Regions from separate parts of the Mus musculus genome. Here all the other regions are linked to region 1. Evidence: chromatin loops called from intact Hi-C (ENCODE). Cell type or tissue: heart. All regions are shown on one strand. Region 1 overlaps Gm45929 (predicted gene, 45929). Region 2 holds the start of Mir7066 (microRNA 7066). Region 3 holds the start of Hapln4 (hyaluronan and proteoglycan link protein 4). Region 4 overlaps Pbx4 (pre B cell leukemia homeobox 4).

Region 1 (8,000 bases):
TTGCTAGAGTCAATTCTCTCGCTATCATGTGGACCCCAGGGGATCAAACTCAGACTTCACAGAAAAAGCCTCAACCGGCTGAACAGGCTTGCTAACCCTGTTTGGTTTTAGTAGGGTCTGAACTTCTCTATGTAGACAAGGATGACCTTGAGGTTCTGATCCTGCTGTAAAATGCTCAAGTAACAGATGTGTCTCACCATGCCCGGTCAGTGTTCTCACTCACCACGGATGGAGCTCACCATGCAAACGTAAGACCTGTGTTGTATGAGCGACCTCCCCAGCTCACTACACCATCACCCCAGTTCAGACAGTAGCCTGGATGTCTGTGTGTGTGCACGTCACTCTCTGAGCCACACCCTCCTCACTAGACAGCCCGGCATAGTGGATCGCATAGCTGTCCTCTCTCTTAGAGAGCTAAGACAGGAGCATGTTTTAAGACTAATGACAGCCTAGGCTGTGTAGCCAGACTGAAGCCACTAGTGCTTCATATTTTAAGACTGTCTCAAAAACAAAACAAAAAACAGGAAAAAAAAATAAAAACCAGGGCCGAACGTGGTGGCGCATGCTTTTAATCCCAGCACTCGGGAGGCAGAGGCAGGTGGATTTCTGAGTTCGAGGCCAGCCTGATCTACAAAGTGAGTTCCAGGACAGCCAGAGCTAACAGATAAACCCTGTCTAGAAATAAAATAAAGTAAAAACCAGGAAGGAACACTTGTTAGGTTGATGAGATGTTTCTTTGGGCAAAGGAGTTTTTTTACCACAATGAGGGCCTGAGTTCCAACCCTAGCACCCACATGGTAGAAGGGAGAATCATGCCTGCGAGTTGACCTCTGACCTCCACTCCACTCATGCATTATACACTTGCTTCCATCGACATGATAGTAGTTAATGTTTAAAAAGAGGGTGCTGACTGGCCTTAGTGGTTCACATCTCTAACTCCTGTACTAGCCAGACACAGAAAGCCATTTTTGATAGTTTGGAGCTAGCCTGATCTTCCTAATGATTCAAACATAAATTCCAAAAGGCTCAAACAACAATGGGGAGATTTGGGCTCATGGAATAGAAAATGCTAGAGTTAGACCCACAGGGTAGGGTGGTGGGGCTTACATGGAATCCAGCTAGGTCAGGAGGGCTGTGAACCTGAGAGCACCCTGAGCTGGCAGGCCTCCTTTTGTTTTTGTTTTTGTTTTCTAAACCAAAGCATCATGTACAACAACCTCAGCCTCAGATACAGCTTGAGCAAGAACTGTCATCTTAGGACCCTACAGTCTTCCCCAAGCGGCTTTGAGAGAGGGAGGGAGGGGCAGCTCTTATCTTGGTTAAGTCCTGGACAGGCCTGGGTGTCTGGCTGTCTTGTGGGCACATTCTCCTAGGATGCTGTCCATACATTGACTGTGCTGCCTCTGTGATGATCTCACCACTGGTTATTAATCTGTGCAGATGTCCATGTGAGGTAATTCACAGTGACCTTGACCCTCTGGACTCAAAATGTCCTGTTGACAGAAGATGGGTATCCCTGCGTCCCAGTGCTGGGAGTTACAAACTTGCTACACCATGCCTGGTGGTTTTTCAAACTCCTGTCTAGATTTGAGGTGCAGCTGCTTTGGTCTTTGAGCCATCTTGGTCTCGTTCATGGTCTGGTGTAGTCCTGTGTGCTGGAGTTTTATGTCAACTTGACACAGCTAAAGTAGTCTGAGAGAAGGGAATGCCAATTGAGAAATGCCTCTGGGAGACTGAGCTGTGAGCAAGCACATAGGGCATTTTTAAAACTAGGGGTAGATGTAGGAGAACCCAGCCTAAGTCAGGCAGTGCCATCCCTGGGCTGGTGGTCCTGGGTTCTAAACCGGGGTAATGGCCCACGTCTTTAATCCCAGCATTCTGGATGCAGAGGCAGGCGGTTCTCTGTGTGTTTGAGGACAGCCTGGTCTAAAGATTGAGTTTCAGGCACCCAGGGCTATTACACAGAGAAAGTCTGCCTTGGAAATACAAAAAGAAAATGGAAAAGAAGAAGAAAACTGGCTGAGCCAGCCACTCCCTCACAGCCTCTACATCAGCTCCAGCCTCTAGGTTCCTGGCCTGGTCTCTAGTGTGGCGTCGTTTTCAGACAGGGTAAGAATTTAATGTAGACCAGGCTGCTCTCTAACTCAGAAATCTGCCACCTTCGTCTGCAGAGTGCTGAAGTTAAAGACATAGGACACCACTCCCCACCTCCCAGGCCTGTTTGGTTTTCAGAAACTTCCTCATGCCCTACTGGCTCAATGTCTGGGCTGTGGAAGCCCTGAGGATCATTCTAGAACCCTGAGGCCTCTTCTGGGTCCCGCTGGGCCTCACAACCTGGCTTCAGTCTTGAGTGCTCACAGATTCTGTTTCTTAGTGTTGGAGTGGCCTAAGGCCATAGTCAATCCCCTGCCCCAACCCCAGTGGTGTCTGAGGCACTCGTCGGGGGAGGGCAGAGCCAGGAACAGCCGGGCAAAAGATGGCTACTGAGTTTCAAAGGCCCTTTAAGTGCCACCCAAGCACCCAAGCAACCTTGCTCCCTCCTGCTCCAGGATGTGGTGTCATAATGGAGACCAGGAGGACTGGGTGGAAAGAGAGGGCTGAGCCTAGAAACCTATTTTTTTAAATCTTGTTTTTACATGGACTTACGCCAGTGGTTCTCAACCTTCCTAATGCTAAGAAGCCCCTTTAATACAGTTCCTTATGGTGTGGTAAGCCCCCAACCATAAGATTATTTCCATTGCTACTTTTAACTGTAATTTTGCTATTGTTATGAATTGCAAAGTAAATATCTGTGTTTTCCAATGATCTTCGGTGGCCCACGGGTTGAGAAATGCTGACTGGGGAAAGGTGTGGTGTTGCCACAAGTGGACAACACATGGGGTCCGTTTTCTCCTTCTGCCATGTGCATTTCCTCCTGGGGCTGAACTCAGAGCTGGCAAGTGCTTTTCCCACAAGTGCAGCCATCTTGCCCTAGAGGACCCCACCCCCTCTAAAACTAAAAGGCATTCTTGTACAATCATCATTTCGGTTCGCATGAATGCGAGCTTCCCGGTATACTTGCCTGCACCCTGGCAGAAGCTGTGGGAGGACATCAGGTGTCCTCTTTGAGACAGGGACTCTGCCTGAACCAGACACAGAACTTTCTAGGCTAGAGTAGCAGCCAGCAAACCTTCAGCAGAGCTAGTTCTAATTAGCAGTGTCTGTGGAACCCTGGGCTTGTGACCAGGACACTCGGGACTGGACCCTAGTCACATGATGACATAACCAACATTGCACCCTCTGAGCCATCTCTGCAGCCCAGGACACACTTGGAGGAGGAAGGGTGCAGCCCCAAAGCTCTTGCTCCACCCTTTCATTGTTTTTACATATATTATGTCTGTCTCCTTGTAGAACCGTGCCAACACAGCCTCAGAGGACACAGAAAGGGAGTGGGTGTCTTATTCCCCTCAGATATGATCTGTCTTTAAGCTGGAGCTGGGCTACTAAGCCCCAGCCATCCTTTCCCCACTTTACTCTGGCATCTAGACCACATCTGGCTTTTTATATGAATGCTAGAGATTCGAACTCAGATCTTAACGCTTGCATAGCAAGCTCTCTTACCATCGACCTTTCCCCCTTCCTCTCCCCATTTATATATTTATCCGTTCATTTGCATCTGTAGGGGGAGCACCTACACGTAGGGAGGTCAATGGACAACTTGAAGGCAGTTGGTTCTTTCCTTCCACCAACAGAACTTCCAACAATAAAACTCAGGTCCACAAGATTGGCAGCAAGGGCCTTTACCACATGAGCCATTTTGGAGCATCCCCTCTTTACTTTTTGTTTTCTATTTTTTGAGACAGGGTTTCTCTGTATAGCCCTGGCTGTCCTGGAACTCACTCTGTAGACCAGGCTGACCTCGAACTCAGAAATCCACCTGCCTCTGCCTCCCAAGTGCTGGGATTAAAGGCGTGTGCCACCACCGCCCGGCTCCTGTTTACCTTTTAAAAAGTGTTCTCAGTCCCAGGCTGTCCTGGTCACCACAGGCAACCACTTTACTCCTACTCTCACTGCCATGGTGACATGGCTGTGGTCTCATCCGAGAGTCACACTTCCAGGAGCAGTTCAGACCTCCTGGCTCATCCTTGGTGGCGATGCAATGCCTGTGGCTCCTTCTTAGGTCACCCCACCTTCTACCTGGCCTTCCTCTTGGAACCCGTTTCTGTGGTATGCACCCCAAAGCCAGTGTAGGCAAAAAGAGATCTTTGAGGAGATTGGGTGTGGCTATTCCAGGCTCGGGAGCTCTGAGCTAGGGGCTGCCCAGTGCCCTCCCGAGTCCTTGGGCTTTATTGATGCAGCGGCCCCCAGGAAGGGACAGGGCCTTAGTGATGCACAGTGGGTGCCCTCGTCCGTCCGTCCTGGTGGTATAGGGAACCTGAGACTTCGGGAACTCTGTGGAGGCTGGAGGAACCTCTTGGAGCGCTACCGTGGCCAGCTGTCAGGGGTCAAGCGGTGCAGGGAGGCCGAGGGCCGCAGTGGCTCTGCAAGGGGCCTGGCAAGGAGCAGCGGGTAGGGGAAGGACCTGGGGAAGTCGCCAGAGGTCCCAGTGACTGGAGACAGTCGCTCAGACTTGATGCTGACCGGAGGTGTCGGAGGGGAGGCCCCTCGGCTGGGGGGACCCTCCTTGCACAGACTGCGGGCACTGCTGGAGAGATGGGGGAAGGGAGGCAGGAAGAGGAGAGACCCACAAGATAGGTAAGAAGGCTTGTAGGCCATGGGGTTCTCTCTAAATCTCACAGCCCCACCCTCAGCCTGGTCTAGACGAGTCTCGCTCCTGGCCGCCAGGGGGCGCCCAACTCACACTGGCCGGGCGGGGTCTACAGCGTCCCTCGTTGGTGGCCAGGGTGAGGGTTGCAGGGGTCCCTGAGCTGCGTCTCCCGGGCTGCAATCTACGGGCAGAGGCTGGGTGAGCGGAGATCCTGTCAGTACTCCAACCCTCCCGCTCCCGGGCTTGGGGTTGGGGCGAGGGACCCACAACGGTCAGGCAAATCAGACAGGGCTGGGTGCACCTGTGGAGCCTGATGGTAAGAAGGCAAAGCTACCCAGAGCGGGGCCTGGGGCACCGGGACTCTGCAGGCCGCTGTACAGGCTTCTCTGCAGGAACAACAGAGGGAAAACTGTAGTTGGTTGTGACCACCTGCCTCTTTCCTTCCTCTCTCCCACTTCCTTCCCTCCTCCTCCTCCTCCTCCTCCTCCTCCTCCTCCTCCTCCTCCTCCTCCTCCTCCTCCTCCTCCTCCTCCTCCTCCTCCTCTATCCTCTTCCAACTCTCTCCCCTCTCACTGAGGTGCCCAATCCCCCTCGGGCACCAACCAGGCCAGGGGGCAGGTCTGGCCTCCGCCCATCAGTCGCCAGGTACAGAGGCGGGGGCGTCTTGCTCGCAAGGTGGCTTGGAGAGAAGATCGGGTGTCCCAGGCCTGGGGGGAGGTGAAGACCCAGGAAAAGAGAGGCTGTCGTGTCACTCATAGAGTTCAGAGCCCGGGTTCCTCGTGCCCTTCTGCCCTCCCCACACGCTAACGCTAACGCTCGCTCACCCGGGGGTCGAAAGTGAGGCGGGCGGCTGTGGACAGACGGGGCCTCCCCCAGCCCGCCAGGATCACAGCCTGGAGTGGCTGGTGGGACCCGGTAGGACAGCTCTGAAACCGACATTGCGGGGGCCACGGGCTGTGGACAGAGAGAGGAGAGAATGAGGCAGAGGGGGCTCTGTGCCTCAGAAGTTTCTGAGGGTCTCCATTAAGGCCTAGACCCAAGGCTGGGGTTGCCAGGTGGGCTCCATCTCAGCTGCATAGCCTTGTTCAGGGCTGAGGTCTCCCTCTGCAGAGCATGGGGTGTCAGAAATTGTGGCAGGAAGACTTGCTTGCTGAACTGTTACTGCCCTTCGAAGCCCGGGTCATAAAGTGCATTCTTCACCCATCCAGGACAAGACTGGCTTCCACGAAGTGGCTCCCCTGTCTGGCCTTTTAGCACTACTCCCGGAGTCTCAAACTCAGACTGTGTATTGGAAGTGTGTTGGGGGTGAGAGGGGGCACAGGGAAGTCCTCTTACATAGATCCGAGGCGGGGGCGAGGCCGAGCCTCTGTCACCCCCCAGTGTCCTCAGCAGCTTCTCTCCAGGACCTTCTGGCCCCTCCTCCATATCCAGCTCGGGCCCATCAAGGCCCACGCCCCTCCTCTTCAGTGTCTGTGGGAACAGCAGATGACAGGGTGGGCCCTCAGACCTTATCCGACTCCTAGAACTTGGTTCTCAGGTACTTGGGAGAGACCTTCTCCAGCCAAACTGCACAGACAGATACAGATGGGCGTGGCCTGCTCCAGAGGGACCCCAGGGACTAAAACCACTGTGAGTTCCCCTGAAGTTCAAGTCCCTTTAGTGTTAGAGGAAAGGATCAAGAACTAACAGGGTGACACAGTGACCAACCGGCCAGGATGTGCCCGGGGACTGCAGGCGGCTTCAGGTACCTGAAGGATATCCGCGTTGGTGCGGCTCTCGTGCGGCTCACTGTACTCGGTGTATTTGAGCAGCACCCGGTCCATGTCGCTGCTCGCATACTGGAAGAGGCGTTGCGCGCTGTTGAAGATGATCAGGGCAATGTCGCAGTCACAAAGCACGCTCAGCTCATAAGCCTTCTTCATCAGTCCGAACTTGCGCTTGGTGAAAGTCACCTACAGCACAGGGGCGGAGACAGGATGGGGGTGGAGGAGGGTTAAAGCAGGGTGTTCCTAAGGCTGGTGAGGTGGCTCAGTGGTTAGCACAGAGACAGGATGGGGGTGGAGGAGGGTTAAAGCAGGGTGTTCCTAAGGCTGGTGAGGTGGCTCAGTGGTTAGCACAGAGACAGGATGGGGGTGGAGGAGGGTTGAAGCAGGGTGTTCCTAAGGCTGGTGAGATGGCTCAGTGGTTAGCACAGAGACAGGAGGGGGTGGAGGAGGGTTAAAGCAGGGTGCGCCTAAGGCTGGTGAGACAGCTCAGTAGTTAAGAGCACCAACTGCTTTCCCCAAGGTCCTGAGTTCAAATCCCAGCAACCACATGGTGGCTCACAACCATCCATAATGAGATCTGATGCCCTCTTCTGGAGTGTCTGAAGACAGCTACAGTGTATACATATAATAAATAAATCTTTTTTAAAGGAGGATGTTCCTAAATGAGTGCAGAGCAAGCTTCTCTCCTTCAGTCTCCATCTGAAGCTAGGAAAGCTCTCTGCGTTTGCAACTCCACCCAAATGTCCAGTTCCCTTCTGAAAGGAAGATTGGGCCCCAGAAACAGAACCCACGCTTTCTGTCACACTCAGACTCCCCAGGATGGCCTCAGGACTCAAGACTTCTCTGCAAGACCATTTGACTTTGGCCTGGATGTGCCCCTGCCCAGAATGCCATTCCCCCTATAATGGTAACGCCACCTGGGAACTCACCTGCCTGTTCCTTTGGTCTAGAATTCGTGAGATCTGGATTTTTTTCCTCCCCATCGTGGGTAGCTGTGCAGAGCGGCTGTTGTGTAAGAGGGCAGAAGGAAGGTGTGAGCAGTACAAGGCAAACAGTACCCAGCCTCGATCCTGACCCTGCCCTCTTCAAGTCCCAGCATAATAAAATGACAGGGAGAAGGAAGGCAGCCACTTAATCCAGGCAGCCCCTACTGGGCACCAGCTGAGTGTACTCCATGCTCAATAAATGCAAGGCAATGTGGAGGTCCGTGTCCTCCCTCGCACCCAGGCAGCTGGGGCAGGAAGAAGCTGGGATCCAGGCAAGCCTCAGCTCCACAGGAAAGATGGAGGACAGCAAGGAATAATACATCACTTGCCCAATGGAAGGGACCATTAGCATGTGCTCTGCGCCATGGACACAGATGTGGAACACATCTACTGTGTGTGCGCGTGTGTGTAGGCATCACTCTGAGCATGCATGGAGGCACAGGACAACCTTCAGGTTTCCTCTGTCCACCACAACGCTCCACAGATATAGCTCTAGCACTC
Region 2 (8,000 bases), 64 kb after region 1:
CATCCTAGGGACTGAGTCTGGGGTCTTGGACTTACCAGGGAGTCCCACATCAGGCGGACAGGCCACTGTGGAGAAGGTGCTGGCCACCTGGCTACCACTGCCTGGCCAAGGACTAGACCCTGGCTCCCAGTCCACACCCATGGAAGCCCATGGGGTTGCCGTGAGCATGGAACCTACAGTGGCTTTGGAGGGAGGTGCCACCGAGGGCCCTATGGAGGCCACCAGGGAGGTGGTCCCCAGCACTGCTGATGCCACTTGGGAGTCTGAATCCAGAAGTGCCATTTCTAGCACCCACATAGCTGTGACCATGGCTAGGGCTCAGGGCATGCCCACACTGACCTCTACAAGCTCCGAAGGCCACCCAGAGCCTAAGGGCCAGATGGTGGCCCAGGAGTCACTGGAGCCTCTCAACACTCTGCCTTCGCACCCCTGGTCATCCCTGGTGGTCCCCATGGATGAAGTGGCCTCAGTTTCCTCAGGGGAACCCACAGGACTGTGGGACATACCCAGCACTCTGATACCTGTATCCTTGGGCTTGGATGAATCAGACCTGAATGTTGTGGCTGAGAGTCCAAGCGTGAAGGGCTTCTGGGAAGAGGTGGCCAGCGGGCAGGAAGGTAAGTTCTGGATTCTCCATCTGTCCTAGTGTGGCGGGACCTGGGGACAGGAGGCTAGGGGTTCCTGGAGCAGAGGAAATGTCCTGGGAGGACTGGAATTTTCTAACAAACAGTGATGCTAGAGGTCAGAGGTCAGGAAGCAGGTTACATCAAACCTTTCTGTGTTGTGTTGTGTTGTGTTGTGTTGTGTTGTTATTGCTTGGACAAGGTTTCTCTGTGTAGCCCTGGCTGTTCTGGAACTCACTGTGTAGACCATGGTGGCCTCCAGCTCACAGAGATCCACCTGTGGCATACAGCACTTTGCCTGGCTAACAGTGGGAACGTTTAACATCTAAAGCATGTGGTCATTGATGAAAGCATGGGCCCATGAGGTCGGGGTTGGATTTGGAAAGCTGTTTTCAAATGTTCATATTACTTTGAAAGGTACAGGGCAGTGTGATGCAGGAGGCTGGCCTTAAATGATTTTCATGTCTCGAGAAGACAGCTGGATCTGGTTGCATCCCAGGCAGGGAAAGAAGAGTGGTATCTAGGACAGACAGGAACCACAGCTGGATTGATCCAGTCGTGGATACGGCAGGGACAGGAGCCATGGAGACAGTGGGAGGCAAGAGCTGACTCAGTGACCAACAATATTGTAACCCATCTGTAACCCAGGTTGGCCTTAAGGTGGTGGCAATCCTCCTGCCTCAGTCTTCTGAATGGTGAACTAATATGTGTTTGCCATCATCCCCAGTGTATTTCTGTGAAGAGACACCATGATCAAGGCAGCTCCTAAAGCATGGAATTGGGGCTGGCTTACAGTTTCAGAATAAAGTTTAGTCCATTGTCACCATGGTAGCACGCATGGTCCTGGAGCTAGAGTTGAGAGCTACATCCTGGTGCGGATGCAGAGAGAAGAGAACTGGGCCTGGCATGGGCTTTTTAAAACCCCAAAGCCTACCTCCAGGGACACACTATCTCCAACAAGGCCATGCCTTGTAACCTTTCTATTTTGTTCAAAGGGCTCCACAGCTCTTGTGACTAACATTCAAATATATGAACCTGTGGGTCATTCTCATTCAGACCACCACACCTGGCTTGTTTTATAAAACTCATTCATATTTTTTATGTGCATGCAGGTGTGTGTGCATATGTGTTGGTACACATATGAACACATGCATGTACAGTCTGTGGAGGCCTATCTTCAGGCATTGGCCACCTTTATTTGATGTGTGTGAGCATGCACATGTGTATGTGCCTGCTGTAACACTCTTGTGAAGATCAGGCAGTGCCTTTGGGGGCAGGGTTTTCTCCTTCCACGGTGTGGGCTCCAAGAAGCAAGCTTGGGTCGACAGGCTTGGCATCGGCACCTTCATCTGCTCACGCATCCTGCCAGCTCTCCATCTTGTGTTTTGAAGACAGTCTCTCAGTCAGCCCCTGGGAACTCTGTCTCTACTCCCTGGAGCTAGAACTAGAGGCACATACTTCTGAGGGTTTTACCTGCGGGTACGTGCACTGCATGTGTGCCTGGTGCCCATGGAGATTCCTTAGAATCAGAGCTACAGATGGACTAATGGTTGTGAACTGCCAAGTGGATGCTGGGAATCAAACCTCTAAACAATGTTCTTTTTTTTTTTTTTTTTTTTTCCAGACAAGGTTTCTCTGTATAGCCCCGGCTATCCTGGAACTCACTTTGTAGACCAGGCTGGCCTCGAGCTCAGAAATCTGCCTGTTTCTGCCTCCCAAGTGCTGGGATTAAAGGCGTGCACCACCACCCCCCAGCTAAACAATGTTCTTAACTGCTGAATTTTTCATTCCTGCCCCCACCCCACCTTTGAGATAGGATCTCACTATGTAGTCCTGGCTGGTCTGGAACTTGCTATGTAGCTCAATCAGGCTGGCTTCTGATTCACACAGAAATCCATGTGCCTGTGCCTCTAGAGTGCCTGGATTTAAAAAAAAAATGCCATGCATCATACTTGGCTATAACCAACTATTTTGAAGTGGGTGCAAGGGCTTGTTCTGAGGTCTGAGCTATCTCCGAAGCTTTCCCTCTTTTTCGGAGACAGAGCCTCACTCTGTAGCCCAGGCTGGCCTAGAGATCTTGCCAACCCCATGACCAGCCAGGTTGGCTTAACTTTATAACGTCTCATGGGACAAGTCCTTATATGGTTCTTGATTATTTGTGGGGAAACTGAGGCAAGGGGAGATCTGAGCACTTAATATGTTCATGCAGTTGTGGCTGGAACTTGATGTAGAACAGAAAACAAACAAAAACTAGAGTGTGTGAGTCGGGCTTGGCGCATGCCTGGCACCCCAGCACGGGGGTGGGAGTGGAGTGGTAACGGCAGAGGGCCAGATTTCAAAGTTGTCTCAGCTAAGGAGTGAGTTCAAGGACTGTGTGGATTACTACATGAGACTGCAGAAAGGAGGGAAAAGAGGGAGGCAGGAAGGAGGAAATGAAAAGAGGAAGAAAGGAAGAGAGAGGAAAGGAAGAGGAGCCTATGTCTCGGGCTTTAAAGATGCCGAGTGCAACTGACAGCAGCTTGTGCTGTCCCTGAAAGTTAATTGGAGGATCTGCAATCAGAAGTCTGGGGGTGGGGGTGACCCTGGCTGTGGGAGACAGAAGGTGGCTGTGGTGGGAAGGGTATCGAAACACCCACAACACAAATGCTAATAAAGTCGAAAATACACCAAGTCAGCTGAGTCAGCAATAGCTGTGGGCAGGTGTCGTGGTGGGGACACCTGGTGGCTGTCAAGTGTCATCATCCTCTGCCCCAGACGTGCTAGCACAGGGCTGGGGTTTCAGCAAGCACATCACACATACCAGAGCCCGCTGTCTCATAGTGTCACTGCCCTGGAGACCGATATCAGCCACTGCAGGACAGCCAGCTACCCCCAACTGTTCAGTTAGTAATGACTGCATGCCTTGAAAGCTGATATTCTACAGCAGCACTCGCTGAGTGATCAAACTGACGTGGCTCATAGGACTGTATCCATCATCTCGTTCTAATTAATTTAAGCATGAATAGGGTGAATGGCTGCCATATGGAATGTCACAGAAGGCCTTAAGTACAAGAGGGAACTGGGCAGGGCTGGTGAGAGTTCTCAGTGAATAAAGGTGCTTGCTGCTAAGCCTGAGGGCGTGGGTTCAAGCCACAAGACCCACATGGTGACAGTGAGAATTAACTTTTACAACTTGTCTTCTGGTCCCTGGGTGAACCAATCTAGTATGGCCTGGGAGAGGACTTTGCCCTGAGCAGATAGAGTGGTGACAAAGCATATGACCCATTCATTGGAGAAGCAAGAGAGGGGACTCCACAGACAAGGACTGAGTTCTGGATTCTATGAAAAATGGCATGGTGTCCAGTCCGTCCTCACACTGCCTGTCCATCCCACAGATCCCACAGATCCCTGCGAGAACAACCCCTGCCTGCATGGGGGCACCTGCCACACCAACGGCACCGTGTATGGCTGTAGTTGTGACCAGGGCTATGCTGGGGAGAATTGTGAAATTGGTGAGTGTCCCAGCTCAGAGCACTGTCCTGTCCCTGGGAGTCCAGGTGACACAACTGAAGTTATCTGAGTTCAAACTAGATCACTGAGCTGCTCAGGAGGGAGAGCCATTTCCTACCATGAATATTAGGGGTTGTGGGGAGGACAAGGAAAGGGTTGGATGCTCTCCAGCAAGCAAAGGGCTATGGGGAGACCACCCTCATCCAGGTGCACAGCCGAGTGGGTACCACTCACATTGCTAAATAGGAGATTACATTAAATAGAAATGGCATAGAATAAAAATAAATACATCGAATTTGGGTTCAGCTCATTCCAGTTGCATGAGAGCCAATGCCTTCTGGCCTCTGCAGGCAATGCACACAGATGGTGCCACAAACATATATGCAACCAAACATAGCCAACTATGTCTGCTGAGAATTAAACCTGGGTCCTCTGGATCTTAACCTCTGTACCATCTCTCCAGCCCCTATGGTGTAATTTCTTGATCACTGTGCATCCTTTGCTTGATTTCACAATCATGCTGGGAGTTATAGAGTCATAGCTGACAATAGAAATGAGGGCAAGGCATGGCAGCACACGCCTTAAACCCCAGTGCTCAGGAGGCAGAGGCTTGTGGATCTCTGTGAGTTTGAGGCCAGCCTGGTCAACATAGCATGTTCCAAGACAGCCAGGGCTACATATAAAGAGATTCTTTCTCCAAAACAAATAAACTCACACAATATAAATAAATATCATTTTAAAATATTGTATTTTAAAAATCCAAATGAGTGACAGCTGAGTAACAACACCCAAGATTGACTTTTGGCCTCCCACAGATGCATCATGTGGATACACACACACACTCATACACACACACTCACACACATACATACTCACTTAACACACTCACATACACACGCACACACATACACATATGCATATACACACTCACACACACACACACTCATACACACACTTATACACACATACACTTATACATATACACACTCATACACATGCACACACATACACGTGCATATACACACATACACACTCATATACATATACACTCACACTCAATCACATATACACACACACTCATACATACACATTCACACACTCACATAAACACTCATACACAATCACACATACACACACACTCATATGGGAGGATTGTTTTAGGGGGCAAAGCGTCTGGTTCTGTTTACAAATACTGCCAGTGGAGCCCTTGTGAGTAAACTTTTGGGCTGCTGTACCCCAAGTGCCTGAGTCCCACTCTTCTACCCCATGGCACTTGCTGTCACTCCACTCATGTTCACCAGTGTCACAGCTGCAGAGCAATCCCTGTGGGTATCCAGGGGATGGTGAGAAAGACCTTGACCCTGTGGGTTGGGAAATGAGTAGAGGCTGACCTCTGACCTCTACCCATTGCCTGCCTCCCAGACATTGATGACTGCTTATGCAGCCCTTGCGAGAATGGGGGCACCTGCATCGACGAGGTGAATGGTTTCATCTGCCTCTGCCTCCCCAGCTATGGGGGCAGCCTGTGTGAGAAGGGTGAGTCTCCGCCTAACACACATTCAAGTCTTGCCTGAGTCTTTATTTTATATACTTAAATTACGGACACATAGCGGGTGGGGGTGGGGAGCATTCGCACACCATGGCAGGCGTGTGGAGGTTGGGAAACATTCAGGGCTCAGCTCTTTCATTTCACCATGTCTAGTCAGCTCCTCAGACTTGGTGGCAATCACCCTTACCTCCTGAGATATCTTGCTGGCCCTATTTTATTTAAGATTTTTAAATTAATTAATTAATTTTATGTGCATGGGTGTCGTGGCCACATGTCTGTCTGGGTGTCATGTGTGCTGTGCTAACCAGTCCCCTCATAATCTTGTGCTGCCTCCCAGACACAGAAGGCTGCGACCGTGGCTGGCACAAATTCCAGGGACACTGCTACCGGTACTTTGCCCATCGCCGGGCCTGGGAGGATGCAGAGAGAGATTGCAGGCGCCGAGCTGGTCACCTGACAAGCGTCCATTCGCCAGAAGAGCACAAGTTCATTAACAGTAAGGACGGGGTAGTGGGCTGGGGTTGGCACTTGTCCTTTGACCAGTGCACATGTTATCTTCCCAGTTCTTTGTCAGGGCTGTGACTGACAGGTAAGGCGAGAGTGTCACCAGGAAGTGACACTCATGGAGGCCAAGGGGCTTGACCATCAAGCGGACGGTCATCAAGCTTGACTGTCGAAGTGGACAATGCGTGACCTGACCCATGCATTATTTGCATCTCATTGTATTATTCCTTGGGTTTTATTTATTTATTTATTTATTTTATTTTATTTTTTGTTTTTTTTAAATATGCAGTCTTTTTTTTAAAGATTTGTTTATTTATTATGTGTAAGTACATTGTAGCTGTCACACCAGAAGTGGGCGTCAGATCTCATTACGGGTGGTTGTGAGCCACCATGTGGTTGCTGGGGTTTGAACTCAGGACCTTCGGAAGAGCAGTCAGTGCTCTTAACCGCTGAGCCATTGCTCTAGCCCTATTTTTTGGTTTTTTGAGACAGAGTTTCTTTGTATAGCCCTGGCTGTCCTGGAACTCACTCTGTAGACCAAGCTGGCCTCGAACTCAGAAATCTGCCTGCCTCTGCCTCCCGAGTGCTGGGATTAAAGGCGTGCACCACCACGCCCAGCTCTGAATTCTGTTTTGTTTGTCAGTTCCTAGAGTGTTAAAAATAATATCACTATATATAATCATATAATAGCACTATATAATAATAATTATATAAAAACAAAACAAAACAACAACAACAACAAAAACCCCACAGAGTACAGAGATGGAAGGGAGGGAGCCCTGGGTCCCTGCAGTGACATGAGTGGGCAGATGGAAGCAGGGTCCCTGTATCCCTGCAGTGATGTGAGTGGGAAGATGGAAGCGGGGACCCTGGGTCTCTGCAGTGATGTGCTTTAGTCATTGTGGGTTTCCTCAAGTGACACTGACCCTTGTTCACTGTATAATTCACCATGTTCACCTGGCTCGTTGTCTGTAGTCTGAACTGGCTTCTGGTTTTTTGATGCTCTGTCCCTCAGCCAGGGCTGCCCAGGGTGACCGCTGCCTCCACTCCTGCCTTTCAGAAAGACCTGGCAAGGGCTATGCCCGGTCTCTCCCCGGCTGCATTAGTCCTTGATGGCTGCCGGATTCCCCTTCCCTTACATGTGTAGCCGTGGCTGGCCAGGGCTCTGGGCCTCCCTCACCTCTGCAAGCCCCCATGTTCTACTGCACTCCGTAGCACATTGAACCTGTGTGAACTGTGTGGCAGAGGTGGGGCTCTCCGTCTGCCATCCTCCTCCTTCCCACCCCTCCTCTAAATCTTGTTCACCCCCCAGTTCTGCTAACTCTCTTCCATTCTTCCCACCCAACCCCCAACTTCTGGTCCTTTCTCCTCCACCCCCTCACACTTGGGTCTCCTGACTCACAAGCCCATGCTTGCTGCCTATCCTTGTCTTGGTTAACCACCAAGTTCATTTTCCCTGCCAGCTCCACCCTGTGTGATTCTCATCAGCCGGGGAAAGAGAAGACAGTCCCTCGATGACATCTCTCCGCCTTCACCCGGGGGCAGGTGCACACTCTCACAGCCCTTTCTCCCAACAGGTTTTGGACATGAGAATTCGTGGATCGGCCTGAATGACCGGACAGTAGAGAGGGACTTCCAGTGGACAGACAACACAGGACTGGTGAGTGGCAGGTGCTTGTTCTCAGGCTGCTGAGCCCTGTGGCCCTGCCCACTGGCCTCAGTTTACCTTCCTATGAAACAATCACTCACTGGTGGGCATCATAAATCCTCAGCAGCTCTGGGGAGTGGCTTGGAAGATGAGACCCACCTAGAACCCCTAGTGAGGGGCTGGAGAT
Region 3 (8,000 bases), 81 kb after region 1:
AGTCAAGTTTACAAACAAAAATTCGGGACTAGAGAGCTGGCTTAGTTGACTAAGATGCCTTGCTGCTCTTCCAAATGCAGCAGCAAAACTATCTCTAACTCTAGCTACGGGGTCCAGCTCCTTCAGCAGGCCTCCAGGGGCACCAGACACACACGAAATACTGACAAAAAAACTTAAAAATAAATAAAAATTGGCCAGGCAGTGGTGGCTTACACCTTTAATCTCAGCACTTGGGGCAGGCAGATCACTGAGCTCAAGGCCAAGCCTGGTCTATGTAGCAAGTTCCATGACAGCCAAGGCTAAACAGTGAGACCCTGTCTCAAAAAAAACAAAATAAATAAGCAAATAAATAAAAATACAGATTGGCTACCTCATTTCTACAGCCAGCTCCTACTTAACGTTTTTTAGATGACATGTTACTATGATTCATGTGTATGCACACATGCCCCAGGGCACATGAGGAGGTCAGAGAGGATCCCACAGGATCCTGGAGCAGTGAAAAAAGGGAGAGGAGCCACTTTTGAACCGAGAAGCCCACTGCACTGACAGGGACTGGCAGCCTTGTTTCACATTCACCAGAAAAAACAAAGGTTTATTGAACTTGGGCTGCAGGCTGCTGCTGGGGACCTCAGAACAATCCTAGCCCAGAGAAGAGTCTGGATAAGTGTTTGGCTGCACACTTTAGAACAAAAGGTGTGACTGGAGCCCACAGCCCCTTAGCTTCCAGACTCAGGGGTGGAATTAGCCGAGATAGATGGGGCAGGCAGGAAAGTGTGTGGGCAAGGGTACTTGCTGGTTCCAGCAGCATCTGAGACCTGGAGGCTCCTGCATTTGGGCTGGTCTTGACCCTTGAGCACACATGGGTCCTCAGAAATGGGTTGAAATTGATGGTTTCAGGGAGAATCTGCCCTCCTTGATTTCCAAGAAGGAAAGGTCGGCCTTTGTGCGGTACCACAGCCTCAGTTTCCTAGTCTGCAGGGTGAACATTTAAAATGCTGGAGGGGGTTGCAGTGGTGGCTCCTGCTCAGCTGCTGGGTGGAGTAAAGTTAGCATGCAAATGGATGGTGCAGATAGCTGTTCCAGAAGCAGAGTCCTGCATAGGCCCATCTGAAGAAGGGACATTTGTCAGGCGCCTGAGGAACACAGCAGGCAGCTCCAGTCAGAGGGACCCATAGCAAGAAGTTCCTGAGTGCTGCAGGTCAGTTGTCATGGAGACACCGACGTTCTCTATGGCAACAGTTGGACAGGATGGGACCCTGGAGGGGAAAGCCTTGAAGGGACAGGTATTCTGTTACCTTGGACACCAGAGGTTTGGACTCCATGGCAACAGTCTGGGTGTTTCAAACTGTCTAGGAGCGGGGCTTGGGCAACTGAGAGAAACAGAAGATGCTCTTTGGGAAAGGGGCAGCTGTTTCCATGGAGAGGCCTGGAGAACTGAATGTTGGGTTACCCTGAGGATACTCAGTGGGGAAGATTGTCTCCACAGCAGTCCACCAGGGCAGGGACAGACAAAAATGAAGTGGTAGGTGTTAGGCTTTAGGCCAGTAAGAAAGGAAAAGTGTGGTAACCATGGTTACAGAGGAAGGCAGAATGTGCCATTTCTGTGGGTGTAGCGGGTGAGCCTGGTAAGGCTGCATTGGTGGCCTATGTGACCTTAAGAAGCCGAGCAGCTTGTCTCTGCAAGTCAGATTTTTAGGGGTTTCTTGTCTGAGGGAATCTCTTTGGTGACATCCCCCAAGGAGCCCGGGGACGGGACATTCAAGCGAGTCTACTCTCTGGTCAGAGGAAAACCTGAGGGATAGGCATGGCCGCTGTTCCAGGAGCCAGCTGAGGAGACTCTCCTGTGACACCAGAGGTGTTGGGTCTGTCCTCCATATTGACCCAGGGACAAAGTATGCTACCTTGAAAACGTAAAGAGACTCTCTGAAAGAGTGGGAATCTGGGTCACTTGCTCGTACAGGGCACGATCATCTTGTGACCTGTGGTTTTCTGTTTCTTCACCAGGTGATGGAGTCAGTGTACAGCTGACGATCCAAGACCAGTTTTCCAGCTCCCGGGAAATACAGAAGGTTTGGGGGCAGGTCTCCAGTTAATCCTGGGGGTCCAGCCTCCAGGTGACTGAGGGGGGTGTCCACCTGTTTTTCAGAAGGCCATAGAAGGTTCATCTTTTGGAAACCGTAGAGTCCTGCTGGTCTACTGGGGTCCCGGGGATTAGGGAGAGTATGACTCTTCTGGGCAAAGTCTAAAAGATGAAATATCCACTATCCAAAGGGGATCCTCAGAGGGCAACATAGTCAGCGACCAAGAACCACAACAAGTGGGTCAGCCTGCAGCTCACCGCAGGGGTAGGTCGCTTATCCAGGAGACCTTAGGTATGGTCAATGTCCAAAGACCACAGGTAGCTAGATCAGTCTGCAGTGCACCGCAGGGGTGTGTCATATGTCCAAGGAATCTCTGAGACTCTGAGACGTGATCGGTATCCAGGGGGTGCATGAGGCCACTGGATCAGCCACTAACACCCCCAAACACGCATCCTTCCAGATCTATACACGCAGCGGGGTCCAGGCAGCCGGATCCCTCGACCCTCCAGCCCAACCTCCTCCGCCGGCCCAGCCCCAGCCCCAGCCGCCTGGAGCCGGATCTGGGGCACCTGGAGCGCGGTAGCAGTAGACACCGAAGAGACGTCGGGAGGCGTCAGGGAAACCCAGGCTGCGCACGCCGGGCCGAGGACCTCCACAGCGAGTTCGCGGATTCACGATGGGATAGCGCGCGCTGCCATCCGCCAGCCAGCCTGCAGTGCAGCGGTCCAACAGCTGCAGCTTCCACGCAGCGAACAGCTGCCCGACCTTGGCCACTGTGGCACCCCGCGCAGCGCACGCGCGCACTGCCCCGGCCAAGGCCACAGGTCGCAGCGGTTTCAGGAAAAACACGCGGCCTGTGGGACCCGAGAGTGTGTTAGACCCCGGCCAGGGATAGGCCCGCCAGGCTCTAGCGTCCTAGGGCTTCCTGAGCCTAGTCCATCCCATTCACTGCAACCTGGGACCGCCAGTGCGATGCTGGTACCATGTGGCATTTCACTGCCCCCCTGTGGCAGCCTGGAAAGCGGAGGCAAGGCGGAGGAGCGGGGCCTGCTCACTTTGGTGGGGGACAATGGTCTTGGAGGGAGGGTCTATGCACTTCAGGGAGATTTCTGTCCATTGGGCAGGGCTCTTATTTGGGGCGCGACCTATGTTTGGGAAAGGTTTTCTCTAGTGTCCTTATGCCTTAGCGTAGTGTCTGTGTCCTTAGGCATAGGATTTGTGTTCTTGTGTTCTTGTGGGCAGAGTCCACACTCTTGAAATGGACCTTCAACCACGGTGTAGGCTCTATGTCTTTCGGACAGGTCTTCCTCAGGGAGGCGGGGATGGGGGCTTTGGGCTTAATTTGTGCCTATCTCTTTGGGGCGGAGCCCATGGAGGAAGTCTTTCCTCAAGAGAGAAAAAGCCTATACCCTGAGGGATGGAGTCTATGTTTCTGAGACAGACTTCCCTCCACCTGCCAGGCCCTAGGGTTAGGCGGTTAGGGCTGTCTTCCTCAAAGGGTTGGAGACTAGGCACTTGGGGCGGGTTTCTCCCTAAGGGGCGGGGCATATGCGCCTGGGGCGGACCTCATTCTAGGGGACTGGGACTATGCAATCAGCGGCCAGGCTCCATGGGTCAGAGCCTGTGCATGTGGGGCAGGTGTCCCTCCAGGGAGAGAGCTTTTGAACTGGAGGAGAGGGCCTCCTTTCCTGGGAGAGGACATAATGATTAAGAGGAAGGAGAGAGGGAAGAAGGGTCCCCTTCAGGGAGAAGCCTATGTATTTAGGGGGCCTAGGTCCTTGGGACAGGTCTCTTTCAAGAAGGCGGGAAATAAGTGCTGGAGACCCGCTTCTTTGGAAAAGACTTATCTCACCCGGGAGGTTGGACGTGAAGCAGAAGGCATCGTAGCGTTCCTCAGCGTTATGACGATATCCATAGTTGCGCACGCCCCCGTTGGTGCCGCCACCAGCTCCAGTGCTCCCAGTCCCGCCACAGGGCTCCCGGGCATGGCTCACTGGGTACTGCACCGAGCCATCGCGTAACCATCCCGCGTTGCACCAGTCCAGGCCATCGCGCCAGGCCGCGTGCAGCTGCTCCGCGGACGCCAAAATGCCATCCTGTTCGGCACAAGCACGCTGCGCTTCCACGAAAGTCATCTTGTAGCGACCTCCGCGCGGGTGATAGGGGAAGACCACCCCTGGGTGGACGAAGACAAATAGGAGTCTGTCAGGGTTACACACACACACACACACACACACACACACACACACACACACACACACGCACTGGATTCTACTACACCTTACACGAAACAGAACCTTCCAGTTCACTTTTCTCTCAGCCCTCGGACCCGGCCGCACCTCTAGCCCCCTCACGCCCATTATGTGTCCTTGGATTCAAGCGTGGAATGTGCTCCTCTGCCTTAATACATTTTAATCATGGCTACTCTTCCATGGCCACAGACCTTCATGCATGTTCTTTCTATCCTTCTCCAGCTGCCTAATTCATCCATCAAAACTCAACTCTTAATGTCCTCTGTCCCAGTGTTCTGACAACTCACTACTGAAGTGGAAAGACCTGTCCCTAGGGCAGTACTCCTACACCCTGGGCCCTGAAACAGTTGGGCAGGTGTCAAGCCCTCTGATTTGCCAGTATTATTTAAAGTGTTTCCCTTCCAACTGCCTGGGACTGTGACTCTAAACTTATTTCTCACTAAACTCAGTCAACCCAACTCTGGAGTGTTTCTGTGCTGAAGGACAGGGTTTAGGCAGAATCTCATGCTGGCCCCTATTCCAGGATAGGATGCAAACACCAGCTATGGTGAAGCCCTAGAGTTTTGATGGACAGGATGTCGAATCTTGGCCACGCCCCTCACCTACAGATGCCCAGGGCAACGCCATAGCCTTCTTGAGGCAGAGCTCATCTCTAGGTTAATAGCTGTCGACCTTGGGGATTTGAGGAAATTAAATGAGAAGCTCCAGAGAGCCGTTCAGCTAAGTGGCTGGCAAACAGAAAGCATCTAATGAAGACAGCTACAATTTTCCATTGTTAAAATGTTCAGAAGTGTCAATTGAATGGCTCTGAAGGTAATGGCATTTGCCACCAACCCTGACAAATTGAGTTCTATTCCAGGAGAGAATCCATTCGGCAAATTGTTTGTGATCTCCATTCAAGAACCGTGGCATGTGTGCACTCGTAAACACACACACAGAAGTGCACACACCAAAATTCAATAACTTTTTTCTTGAAAGCTCAAGAGTTCAAAGCCAACCTGGGGTCCATTAAACCTTGTCTTAGTCATAGAGCTAGTGCTGAAGAGATGGCTCAGCGGTTTAAAAAAACACTTTCTTCAGTCCAGGGATGGCCCTCACCATTGATCCCTTCACTTGAGAGGCATGCTGATCGCTGCAAATGCAAGGCTTGTTGAGATTTTATTAAATTAATCAGAAGGTGCCTTAGGCAGGCCTTCACACAGTGCACCAAAAGATTATCCCAACAAAAGTTAGCGTGATCTATGTAGTGGGTTCCAAGGCAGCCAGGGCTACATGGTGAGACCTTGTCTAGAAGGGAAGAAAAAAAAGGGGGGGGACCTCTTTCTTCCTTGTTTCTCTTCCAGCCAAAAAGAGTTCTGTTCCCCACACTGACACCAGGCAGCTCTCAACCACCTGTAACTCCAACTCCAGGGGAAGGGAGGCCTCTTCTGGCCCTAACCACAGGCATATATTAGTATACACATACATTAAATAAGAGCTGTAATTTTTAAATGAGCTATTCCCCTGCCTGACAAAATCTCTACCGAAACAACCTCATTCAGTTTGCCCCCCACTGTACCCCTTTTTCTCTGCCCATGCTGTGGTCACCTTCCAGATCCAGCTTGACCATGCCGACGTCATCCTCCAGCTCATTGGTGACCTCGCACTCGTAGCGCCCGTAGTCCTGAAGGGTGACATTTCGGAGGACCAGGGAGGCATCCCCAGGTCCGTCATTCTGCAGTTCGGCCCGCCCTCGGTAGGGACCGAAGGCTCGATGCTGGGGACCCAGAGCCACGAAGACATCGGCGAAAGCCAAAGGGTCTACCACTTTCGTCCACTTGAGGCGGACGCCGTCGTGACCGTGGGCGGCCGCCTCGTAGTGGTAACGGCAGGGTAAGACAATGGTACCACCGCGGTGGCTCACCACCTGCCCCGGCGCCGTCTGCACCACCACGGAACCGGACTCGCCCTCTGCGGGGCGACCAATCAGGGGTCAAAGGTGCGGTAGGGTCCCTCAGGGAGAGGATGTGGGTCTAGGATGGGAAAGGAGCTCAGAGATTGAATGTAGGGGACCATGGCAATCCGCCACCCCATCCCACTCCCATCGTTCACTCTAGGCCACCGCTGTGTGTGTGTGTGTGTGCGCGCGCGCGCGCGCGCACGCGTGTATTGGGGATTGCAGGGGATGACCAGAGCTTCCCACAAAACTCACCCAGCACGTGCACGACTTTCTTCCTGCCACGCTGCGCCCCTGCGAGCACGGGGACCAGCAGCAGGAGTCCCCAGGCCACGGCCCAGAGTGCGCGGTGACCGAGGGCTCCTGGAGCACACGCCTGCGGGTACAGGAGCTGCTTCCAGCTGTACTGCCCCAACAGCCCCTAGCTCTGCCAGCCCTCCCCAAAAGGGTCTCAGGCGCGAATCAACCGTGGAACTGACGGAGGGTCAGGAGATTTCCTTTCGTCTTCCCTAAGTCCCTGCCCCCGTTACGGGAGCGCACGGGAGGGGGAGCAGCAGCGCGGACCGGGGCCGCAAGGTTATCAGCGCGCCAGGAGACTGCAGCAAGCCCGGCAGCACGAGCGGGGGTTGGGGATAGAGGGACAGGATTGGAGAGGTGGGGGGCAACGGGCTACTGAGCCAGGCCAGGAGAGATAGAGGGAGCGAGACCCAGAGTTGAGACACAGAGACAGAGACAGAGACACAGGAACTCAGAGGAAGAGATTCAGAGATAGAGACTCAGAGACAGACACCCGGAGACAGCGGCAAAGACAGAGAGAGACCCAGAGACTCGGAGACAGAGACGCAAAGATGCACTCAGAGACACAGAGATGCAGAGACACAGAGATAGAGACGCAGAGATAGAAACTCATAAATAGAGACGCAGAGACAGTGACCCAGAGACTCAGAGACAGTGACCCAGAGACGCAAAAATAGAGGTGTAGGATCAGAGATGCAGAGACTCAGAGGTAGAGGAAGGAGATACTAGTGGGAGAGACACGGAAAAAGAATAAGTGAGCGCTCTTCTCCACCACCACCCCCAAACATGGGGGAGACATTGAAGAGGCAGAGAAAGGGAAAGTGCCAAAGAAAGAGAAAGAGGAGGCAAGAGGAAAAGAGAGGGCGGAGAGAGGCAGAGAGAAGAGAGACAGAGACAAATGTGAGATTCGAAAACCAGTGCAGCGTGGCACTCACCATCCTGGTCGTGGCCCTTGCTGAGCGGCCAGTGCGCTTCCCCAACTGCGCACGCGCACAGCGGTCTGGCCAGCTGGTCCTGCCGGTCGCGCAATCCGGGCGTCTGCCTGCAAGCAGAGGAGGGCGCTTTAAAGGTGCCGCGCGCGCGTGCGCACGCACAGCACGGGGTGGGGGTGGGACAACCCTCACCCCCCAGCACGGGGAATTGAGAGCACTGTAATAGTGACCCATCCCAACCTCTCACCCACGAGGACTAAGTTGACTAGTTTCACTGGACTGAGCTGGTACTCCACACCTGGGATGACAGGCGTGCTGCCGCATAGGAGTCCCATATAACCACCCAGTGAGCAGAAGGGTAAACTAAGATGGTCGGCCAAGCTCCTTAATCAAGTCTTCCAGCTCCTGCCAGCACAGGAAAGACTCAAGTCCACGAGCCTCCCTGCCACCCCAACACACTTTATTTTATGGTAGAGACACACAACTGTTACTCAAGTATTCT
Region 4 (8,000 bases), 290 kb after region 1:
ACCTTTCATTGAGAAAGTGTTGGGGCTTCTCTGGCTGCCAGCTGGGGCAGCCAGCTGGGCTTTGGGGGGGGGGGATGACTGGCCTATCCCTGGTGTCTTTGTTAGTGTGGAGTAGGGCTAGTGGGAACCCATCTCTAGTTAGGCCCAGAAGGCTGTGGACCTCTTTCCCTCTTAGCCTATTCAGTGACAGGGCAGAATTCACCCCCAATTTTTACATTAAGAAATTAAGACTCCAGAGAAGGGAGAGTTACCCTGCACTGGCAGCGGCTCTGCCTTCATTCTGTCCTGGTGCTCAGTCCCAGCCCTCCCTCTTGGAACCTCAGTCATAGCTTCTGGAAAATCCATCACCTCCCTCCACCCCCAGCAGGGCTGCCAGGACACGCCCCTTGGCTGGGGTTGGAGGGGGACCAGGGCCAAACTCCCCCCAGAGACCCTGCTCCTGCCTCCCTGAGGTCAGCTCGGGGCACTGGAGGCCCAATGTCCTGCCCTCAACACTTTAGATTTTATAATTTTAGAACCAGGGGTTCTTAAAATTCCTCACACCATGGCATAGAAAAAAATCTTGGACCAGTAAAATGCTTAAAACAAGCCTGAAAATAGCAGAATCCAAAAGGAAGGGCTGCAAGACAGACATGCAGGGGGGCTGCTGGGATGTGGCCCTGAGACTACACTTGCTTTGAGGGTTCGTAGTGTATACATAGTGTGTTGGGTCCCAAGATTTGTTTTCAGGAGAATGACTGCTTGGGTCACACAGCTGTCATGGACACTAGCCTGGGGATGAAGTAGCTATCTCTGGGTTTGGTTTGGTTTGGTTGTTTCCTTAGAGATGGGACCTCATGTTCAAACTCACTATGCAGCCAAGGATAGCCTTGCACTTCTGATCTTCCCAATTTTGCCTCCTGAGAGCTGATGGCAGGTGTGAGCCACCACTCCTTGCTAGGAACTGGTCTTGAAGGACATGTTGGCTGGACAGTGAGGTAGGAAAGGCAAGGCAGACAGCTGGCACAACATGTGCTAAGGCTGGAGGGGCAACACAGAGGGGCAAGCAAGTGACACCGAGGGAGGGAAGCGGATTCTAGGTGGAGCAACATTTAGAGATCAGTTTCTTCTTTCGTTTTGGGCATTTGTGTATGTGTGGGCACATTTATGCCACAACATGATGATGGAGTCCAGAGAGCACGTGGAGTTACTTTTCGCTCTCCTCCTTCATTTGGGTTCCAGGGATTGAACTTGGGACTGCGGGCTTGTTCAGCAAGCACCTTTACCCACTGAGCAGGCTTGCTGGCCCAGCCTGGGTTACACAATGTCTTAGGACAGATTCTCTCCCTGCCCCACTCCCCCGAACCAAGGAGCTCTCCCCAGCCGTTGGGACTCGCTCCTCGGGTGGCACGGGGGCTGCTCTCCCCACTTGGCCCAGCGCTCCCTCTCTCTCGAAGCTCAGTCCTGGCAGAACATATCTGGCTCTTCTGTAGGAGCCTCGTGGGCCTGGCGTGGCCACCCACCACTTCCCCACTGTCTGTCTCTCTCATCAGTCTCAGAGGTGGGTCTGTCCCAGTCTCAGACCCCAAGGGCTGGAGCTGGCCTGGCAGGCACTGGCTTCAGTTAGCAGAGGATGCAGGAGCATCACTGGGGACAGGGGGAGGGGGATGATTGATACCTTGGGGCTGGTTCCAGATGGGGGCCCTGGCAGGTGATAGGGAGGGGACCAGCATGGGGAGAGGGGACTCCCAGCTGTTGGAGGTAAACACAGGAAGACAGACATAGCCTCACCCAAGACCTCTCTGCCCAGGCCATAGAGCCAAGGTGTCAGTCAGAGCCAACCCGCCTGCCAGTCATCAGCCAAGGTCAGGCTTTCCTGGCCACGCCCTATCTCTGTCCCTTACAGTCAAATATTCCCTCTTTTACCACCCAGCACCTTTTGGTCACCTTTTGGTCTGTCATCGCAGGACACCTGAAAATGCTTTAGGCACTGTGACCTCTGGCTCATGGGGGAATGGACACCCTAGCATGGAGCCCCATGCCACGGGCCCACACCACACCCACCTGCGCCCCATAGTCACCCAGCCTCCCTCGCATGGTGGATGGCTTGCCTCAGGCCTTCTCCAAATATGTCTGTCCTACAGAGTCCGGCTGTCCACATCTGGGTGCTCTGGGCACATCTCACCCTCTCGAAGCCCAAGGGAGGAGTGGACTGAGGGAACCCCGGGCCTCCAAAGTCCCAACTGCTTCTGCAGTAGAGGCCTGAATCCCTCCCTGTGCTGATTCAGCCTGAAACGGGCAGCGCCGCCAAACCTCAGCTATGTCCTCAAAGGCTGTCTGGCCCCAGGCGGTGCTGGAGCACGGCAGAGCTGGGCTGAGGACCAGCCAGGCAGAGGCGAGGCCATAGCTCCCACCCCCTCTTCCTGCCTGAGGGATTCTGACCCTCACACACACCGAGGGCCAGGTTAGCCCCTGCTTCATGAAGACTATAGGTTAACCCCTGGTCTTGTGAGGATCCTGTGTGGAACACACACAAAGCACACCCCACTGCCAAGATAATACGTGGAGAGCTATGCTTAGATAAGCGTAAAGACCCCAGGAACCTCGAAAGTCAAAGCGAAACAGGCACAAAAAACTCCTTGTAGGGCCAGGGCTTTGGAAGACAGGAAAATTTCAAAGGTGAATAGGAGTTTTCCAAAACCAGACCCAGAGGACTGAAAGTCTTAAAATGAGTTTTCCTTTTGTTTGTAAGTTTTCATGAGGGGGAGTTGAGGGTGGTGAGCTTTGTCTCCAGGATCAGCATCTGCCCTAGGAGCTCTAAGTCTGGTGCATAAGGCAAAGCCCTGCTCAGGCTTCAAACCTGCACTCTCTTGGGTTAGATTGGGCTAGACCCTGCCAACACCTGAACACAGGCTATGTCTGCTTGTTTGATGTCTGCTGGGGCAGGGGTTTGTATGTAGCTCAGGCTGAGCTGGAACTTAAGCTCCACCAGGGTGGGATTAAAGCTGTATGCCTATGCTTTAATGGTATCCCTAATTCACAGCTAGGGAGATGAGACGGAGGCTGGGGTGGCCCCACAGGTGGGCCAGTTACACACAACCTTGGACTGAACCTACAGCAGTGGATGCCACCCCATCCCAAGCGGACTCTAAGGGTTTTGTTTTATTTTGTTTTGTTTTGAGGCAGGGTTTCTCTGTGTAGCCCTGGCTATCCTGGAACTCACTTTGTAGACCAGGCTGGCCTCGAACTCAGAAATTCGCCTGCCTCTGCCTCCCAAGTGCTGGGATTAAAGGCGTGCGCCACCACGCACAGCCAGACTCTAAGGTTTGAAAGCCAAATCCGGCATGTTGGCACCTATCACCCCAGCACTTGAGGGGTAGAAACAGATCAGGAATTCCCCATCCTCCCTAGGCTATTGTAGTAAGTTCAAAGCCAGCCAGAGCTACATTGACCCTGTTTCAAAACAAAAACAATGAAAAACAGAAAAAGAAAGGAAAGAATAGCTGAGTAGCTATAACAAGGGCTTCTCGGTGGAGGAGAACATGCTTCAGGCCAGGCAGCCAGACCATCTGGGAGGCCCAGGCCCCCGGCCTGGCCCCGCTACTGTCTGGCCAGGCTGAACACAAACACGGAGTGGCTAGCCCTACGGAATCTAGGTTGTGGTCAGGCTGTGGCTGAAGAAGCCGTTGGAAAAACACGAGGCCCACGCGGCCAGGCCCAGCTTACGTTTCATCCGGCAGGAGCGGCTGCCTGGCGCCGGGCACTGAGGAATGTTGCTGGCAGGCCTTGGCACCTGCTGCTGGGCAGGGCTACTGCAGTCAACCTGATACTAGCCTCCTGGATGTCCTGGGAGAACACATCTCCCCCATACCTCCAGACTGTTTGCATGGCCTTGTTAAACTCTGGATCTCCTTCCCACAGGAAGTGCTGGCTTGCTGGCCTTCGAGTGCCTGAAGGGCAGTTCCACCTCCATGATCCTCTCTCCTCGAACACCTGGGCCTCTGCTGGTCCTCAGATCCTATGGGTTCGGTCCAGTATTTATGCTTTGCTTATCATCTGTGTGCTGGACGGTGACACATTTTCCTGGCTTCTGCTCACAGACCTCCCCCAGAACGGTTGTTCCTGTGACCTCCCTACGTTATAGATAGGGAAACTGAGGCTCAGAAGCCTTCCTTCCAGTTTTTAGATTGCTTTAGAATTCTGGAGACGGGATTTAGTTTTTTTAGGTTGACTGCGCCTCCTCGTGGCAAAAGACGTAACTGCAACTGAGCCCTGTGAGGTTCCCTAAGGTCCCTCCTGCTTTTTCCTTGATTTGACTCATTCGCTGTCTGTGGCTTCCATAGTTCCTTCAGAGGCATCAGGGGGGCTTGAGGGCATCTACACTGCGTTATCATTGAAACTCTTGAAGGTAAAACCTGCCCTCTCCAGTAAGATCCAGGCCTATCCCTCCTTAGTCTTGCTGTCTCCATTTCCTTTCTATGGCTCTTCTCCCACTGCTCTTCCTTCCTTGAGCCAGTGTTCCTGAGACTGACTGACTGACTCTCTCTCTCTCTCTCTCTCTCTCTCTCTCTCTCTCTCTCTCTCTCTCTCTCTCTCTCTCTCTCTCTCTCTCTTTCTCTTTCTCTCTCTGTCTCTCTCTTTCTCTCTGTCTCTCTCTGTCTCTCTGTCTCTCTCTCTCTCTCTCTCTGCCACTCCGTTCTCCATTCAGAGGCTGAGACAATTGTGGTCCCAGCAGGGCTCACAGGGACGGTGGGAGCCTCAAATACCGGTCTGTCAATGGCTCAGGATGGTGTTGGCCCTAGCCAGGCTTCTGGGCAGGTAATACCCTCCTCCACCTATTCATGTGCCTCACCTCAGCCAGAGAAGCTTCCAGATTCTCAAGCTTTTTCTCTGTAGCATGTGAGTGGCTGGGAACGTGCTCAGTCCCAGGCTGTGCACCGCAGGGATGTGTAGAGTGTCAGTGGCCACTGCCTTCAGCTTCTCTGCACGTCAGTGGGGTTCGTCTCCAAAGACACCTTGCTCAGCGATATATTAATTAATTGTGGAAAAGGGTGAGGCTTTGGGAAAGGGAAGGATGGCTCAGTGATTAAGAACACTGACTGTACCCGGTGGTAGTGGTGGAGCACACCTTTAAACGTAGCATTTGGAAGGCAGAGGTAGGTGGATCTCTGAGTTTGAGACCAGCCAAATCTACAGAGCGAGTTCCAGGACAGCCAGGGCTACACAGAGAAGCCCTGTCTCAAGAAAACAACAACAAAACAATCAAACCAAAAGAACAACGACTGCTTTTCCAGAGGACCTGGGTTCAACTCCCAGCACCACATCATAGCTCCCAACTGTCCGTAACTTCAGTTCCCAGAGACCTGGCACCCTCTGCTCACCCTCTGGTACACACCTGGTACTTGAACATACATGCAGGCAGAATGGCCTATTACATAAAATATTTTTTATTTTTGAAAGATTTATTTATTAGATGCAAGTACACTGTAGCTGACTTCGGACACACCAGAAGAGTGCATCAGATCCCATTGCAGATGGTTGTGAGCCACCATGTGGTTGCTGGGAATTGAACTCAGGACACCTCTGGAAGAGCAGTCAGTGCTCGTAACTGCTGAGCCATCTCTCCAGTCCCTGATCCATTCTATAATATGGCAAAACTTCAAAAGTGCTCCTGTCAGAAGCTAGATACAGAATCCCAGGTGGGATGTGGGCCACTGACACTGTACAGAAGAAGGTGAACCCAGATAAGTGGCTGCGGGGCCTGGAGATGTGCGTGGGGACAGACTGATGGTGGAGACAGCGCCTTTGGAGGATGAGAGTGTCCAGTCACGACAGGTAGCTGCTAACCACTTGACAGCCCTCAGGCTCAGCAGAGCACATGGTGACACTCACATAGCAGGCAGCCACAGGGTACACCTGGCTGGGTCCCAGGGATAAGGTGGCCTCCACCTGTTATGGGTTCTTCCCAGGCTGTAGGAAAAGGGGCACTTTGTTACTGTTGTGATAGTGGCTGATAGGATGAGGTCACAGCCATGAGGACTGCCTGACAAGCGCTCCAGGGTACAGGCTATGGAGGGAAGGCCCTATTGGTTGCTGCACAGGGGAAATGGGATAAGGCTTCAAATTCTCCCAAATTCTCAAAATCCCCAAACCAAACACAAAAGAGCTAAAACAGAACCACAAAGCCAAACCCATTCCCAATAAGAGCAGAGGCCATGCCACAGCTCCCACAAGGTTTTAGAGCTGATAATGGCATCTAGGTTGTCACCTGTCACTTAGACAAGCCTGTATTGAAAACACTGGAATGCAAACAGGTCAAAACTTTAATCGGGTGCTCAGAATGAACAGTCCACTGTCAGTCACTTAACTGATGTTTCTTTAAAAAAAAAAATCACACCAAGGTGGGGAGGCAAGTGGCCTGAAAAAGGGCAAAGCCGCAGCCAGGACTTCTGAGGTCATCAGCAGGACACAGGGCCAGTCACCTATGGCACTCAGCCAGGTGCCAGAAACTTAATTAGATGCAGCATCCCAATTGAAGCTGCCAGACTCTCCCGCAGGTGATGAGGCTGGCTGTGGGGCGGCCCTCTGCCAGTTACTATGGACCTGGAAAGATAAGAGCATGAGAGTGGGTGACTACCCAGTTCCTGTGTCCCCAAAGGTACCTACACAGAACATGCTAGCAGAGGAGTTCCAGAAAGAGCCAGGTGGGCTCTGAGCCCACACCCCTCCAGCAAATGCCTTGGGGGATGTCAGAACCAGCAGCCTGTGGCAAGGCCATGACTGTGGGCTCCTTCCTCACAGGGGCAGGAGCCTCCGCTTGTCTGCAGTGTGCATGACCACAGCACACATTGGGGCTACTCTGCCCATCTGTCTAAGGACAGCTGGATGGATGTGCTAAGCTCAAAGGACACTGTCCTTGTCCACTGTATCAGGCATGGCATGTGTGCTAGAGGCTCTGTGAGTGAGGCCATGGCAGGCATATGCTGAAGCAGCTGGATAGAAGAACAGTGGCCATGCTGGCAGAGTGACCTTTAAGAAGAGCCAGCTGAATGGGTATGAAGGTGTTGGCATGGGTCTGTCATGATGGTATATTCCTTTAAGCCCTTGGGAGACAGAGGCAGGAAGAACTCTGTGAATTCAAGGCTAGCCTGGTCTAAAGAGTGAATACCAGGACAGCCAGTGGTATGTAGAGAGATCATCTTAAACAAACAACAAGACAAAGGGTGTCCTTGGGACATGTTGTACCCACAGGACACTTAGGTGGGTTCCTGCAGGGCATGGCACAGCCTGACTCTTGGCTCAGTGCTGGAATGGGCAGGTGTGGCAGAGCAGGGCAGACTGGTGCTTCGCTCCCTCACTCCTGCTGGCTCTGTCCCAGAGCACCTTAGCTTCAGGTGTTCGAGAAGCAGGCCCAGACTCTGCTCCACAGCCTGAAGCTTGCATTAGGCTGGGACTCAAGGTGGTGGCAGGCAGGGCCTGAGAGAGCCGGGCTCACCCAGCTCACTCCCGGTGGGCACTACTCCAAGCCCCGGGGCTGGTTCTAAGGGAGCTTCAGGGAAGCTGCTGGGCTCATGGGGCCACCATGCCAGAGCCCACTCTGTTTATGCAGGGCCCTCATCCGACACCCAGGACAGACTGAGAGGTCACAGGCTCTACACAGCTGCCACCCTGGCAAAGTTCTGGAGGCAACTTGGCTGTCTAGACCCCAGTTACTAACGTGTATCCCAGCCTGGCAGAGATGCCTTTTCAGTGTGAGCCACCCCCACTCCACCAGGTCTCCAGCCCCCGTGACAGGTGGGTCTGAGTCCAGAGGTTAAATGCTCCCACCTTTCCTTGGGGTTTCCTTCCCCAGAGACCCAACACCAGGGCTCCTCTACCTCCCCAAAGCCCTGGAGGGGTCCCAGCTGACTCACCAGGGGCTGTAGGCAGACTCCCCCAGTGGGGGGCTGGAGGAAGGCCAGGGTCCGCAGAGTGAGAACCACGTCACTTCCATTGGTCAGTGGCAAGGGGCCACAGGGACC

The links. A loop is a pair of places that touch in the nucleus more often than their neighbours do. Peaks named below come from ENCODE experiments on the same cell type or tissue, not always from the same donor. Only the 100,000 strongest peaks of a DNase experiment are listed, where the experiment ranks them.
Region 2: it touches region 1 in a loop (7-fold over the local background); 17 of 42 quality-filtered maps call a loop at or near these places.
Region 3: a loop joins it to region 1, with 6 times the contacts of the local background. A loop is called at or near these places in 15 of 42 quality-filtered maps.
Region 4: it touches region 1 in a loop (12-fold over the local background); 6 of 42 quality-filtered maps call a loop at or near these places.

The regions. Positions count from the first base shown.
Region 1 is chr8:70,163,747-70,171,746 of GRCm38, reverse strand. Gm45929 (predicted gene, 45929) reads right to left here. Exons shown (of 9, transcript NM_001310055.1): 2 at 7,443-7,518; 3 at 6,496-6,699; 4 at 6,083-6,217; 5 at 5,572-5,701; 6 at 5,321-5,454; 7 at 5,049-5,133; 8 at 4,841-4,928; 9 at 4,259-4,681. The coding sequence starts at 7,496. The coding sequence ends at 4,462. Mef2b (myocyte enhancer factor 2B) reads right to left here. Exons shown (of 9, transcript NM_001045484.2): 2 at 7,443-7,518; 3 at 6,496-6,699; 4 at 6,083-6,217; 5 at 5,572-5,701; 6 at 5,351-5,454; 7 at 5,049-5,133; 8 at 4,841-4,928; 9 at 4,259-4,681. The coding sequence starts at 7,496. The coding sequence ends at 4,462. Among named protein-coding and RNA genes, the nearest start is that of Tmem161a, 4.7 kb to the left of the region's middle. In heart, a CTCF peak has its summit at 4,821 (motif pointing right); a DNase peak (open chromatin) is centred at 4,836; H3K4me3 peaks cover 1,245 bases; H3K27ac peaks cover 1,351 bases; H3K27me3 peaks cover 4,381 bases.
Region 2 is chr8:70,100,058-70,108,057 of GRCm38, reverse strand. It overlaps Ncan (neurocan), which reads left to right. Exons shown (of 15, transcript NM_007789.3): 8 at 1-617; 9 at 3,998-4,114; 10 at 5,535-5,648; 11 at 5,999-6,157; 12 at 7,743-7,825. It overlaps Mir7066 (microRNA 7066), which reads left to right and starts at 5,472; the gene lies at 5,472-5,534. In heart, a CTCF peak has its summit at 3,348 (motif pointing left); no DNase peak of the experiment used is centred here; H3K27me3 peaks cover 3,973 bases.
Region 3 is chr8:70,083,065-70,091,064 of GRCm38, reverse strand. Hapln4 (hyaluronan and proteoglycan link protein 4) reads right to left here and starts at 7,536. Exons shown (of 5, transcript NM_177900.4): 1 at 7,502-7,536; 2 at 6,525-6,645; 3 at 5,921-6,283; 4 at 3,934-4,257; 5 at 203-2,935. The coding sequence starts at 7,504. The coding sequence ends at 2,544. In heart, a CTCF peak has its summit at 3,082 (motif pointing left); a DNase peak (open chromatin) is centred at 3,024; H3K4me3 peaks cover 3,177 bases; H3K27me3 peaks cover 8,000 bases.
Region 4 is chr8:69,870,577-69,878,576 of GRCm38, reverse strand. It overlaps Pbx4 (pre B cell leukemia homeobox 4), which reads right to left. Exons shown (of 8, transcript NM_001024954.2): 7 at 7,893-7,999; 8 at 6,285-6,582. The coding sequence ends at 6,490. Among named protein-coding and RNA genes, the nearest start is that of Gm33746, 8.8 kb to the left of the region's middle. In heart, a CTCF peak has its summit at 4,233 (motif pointing left); a DNase peak (open chromatin) is centred at 393; H3K27me3 peaks cover 4,206 bases.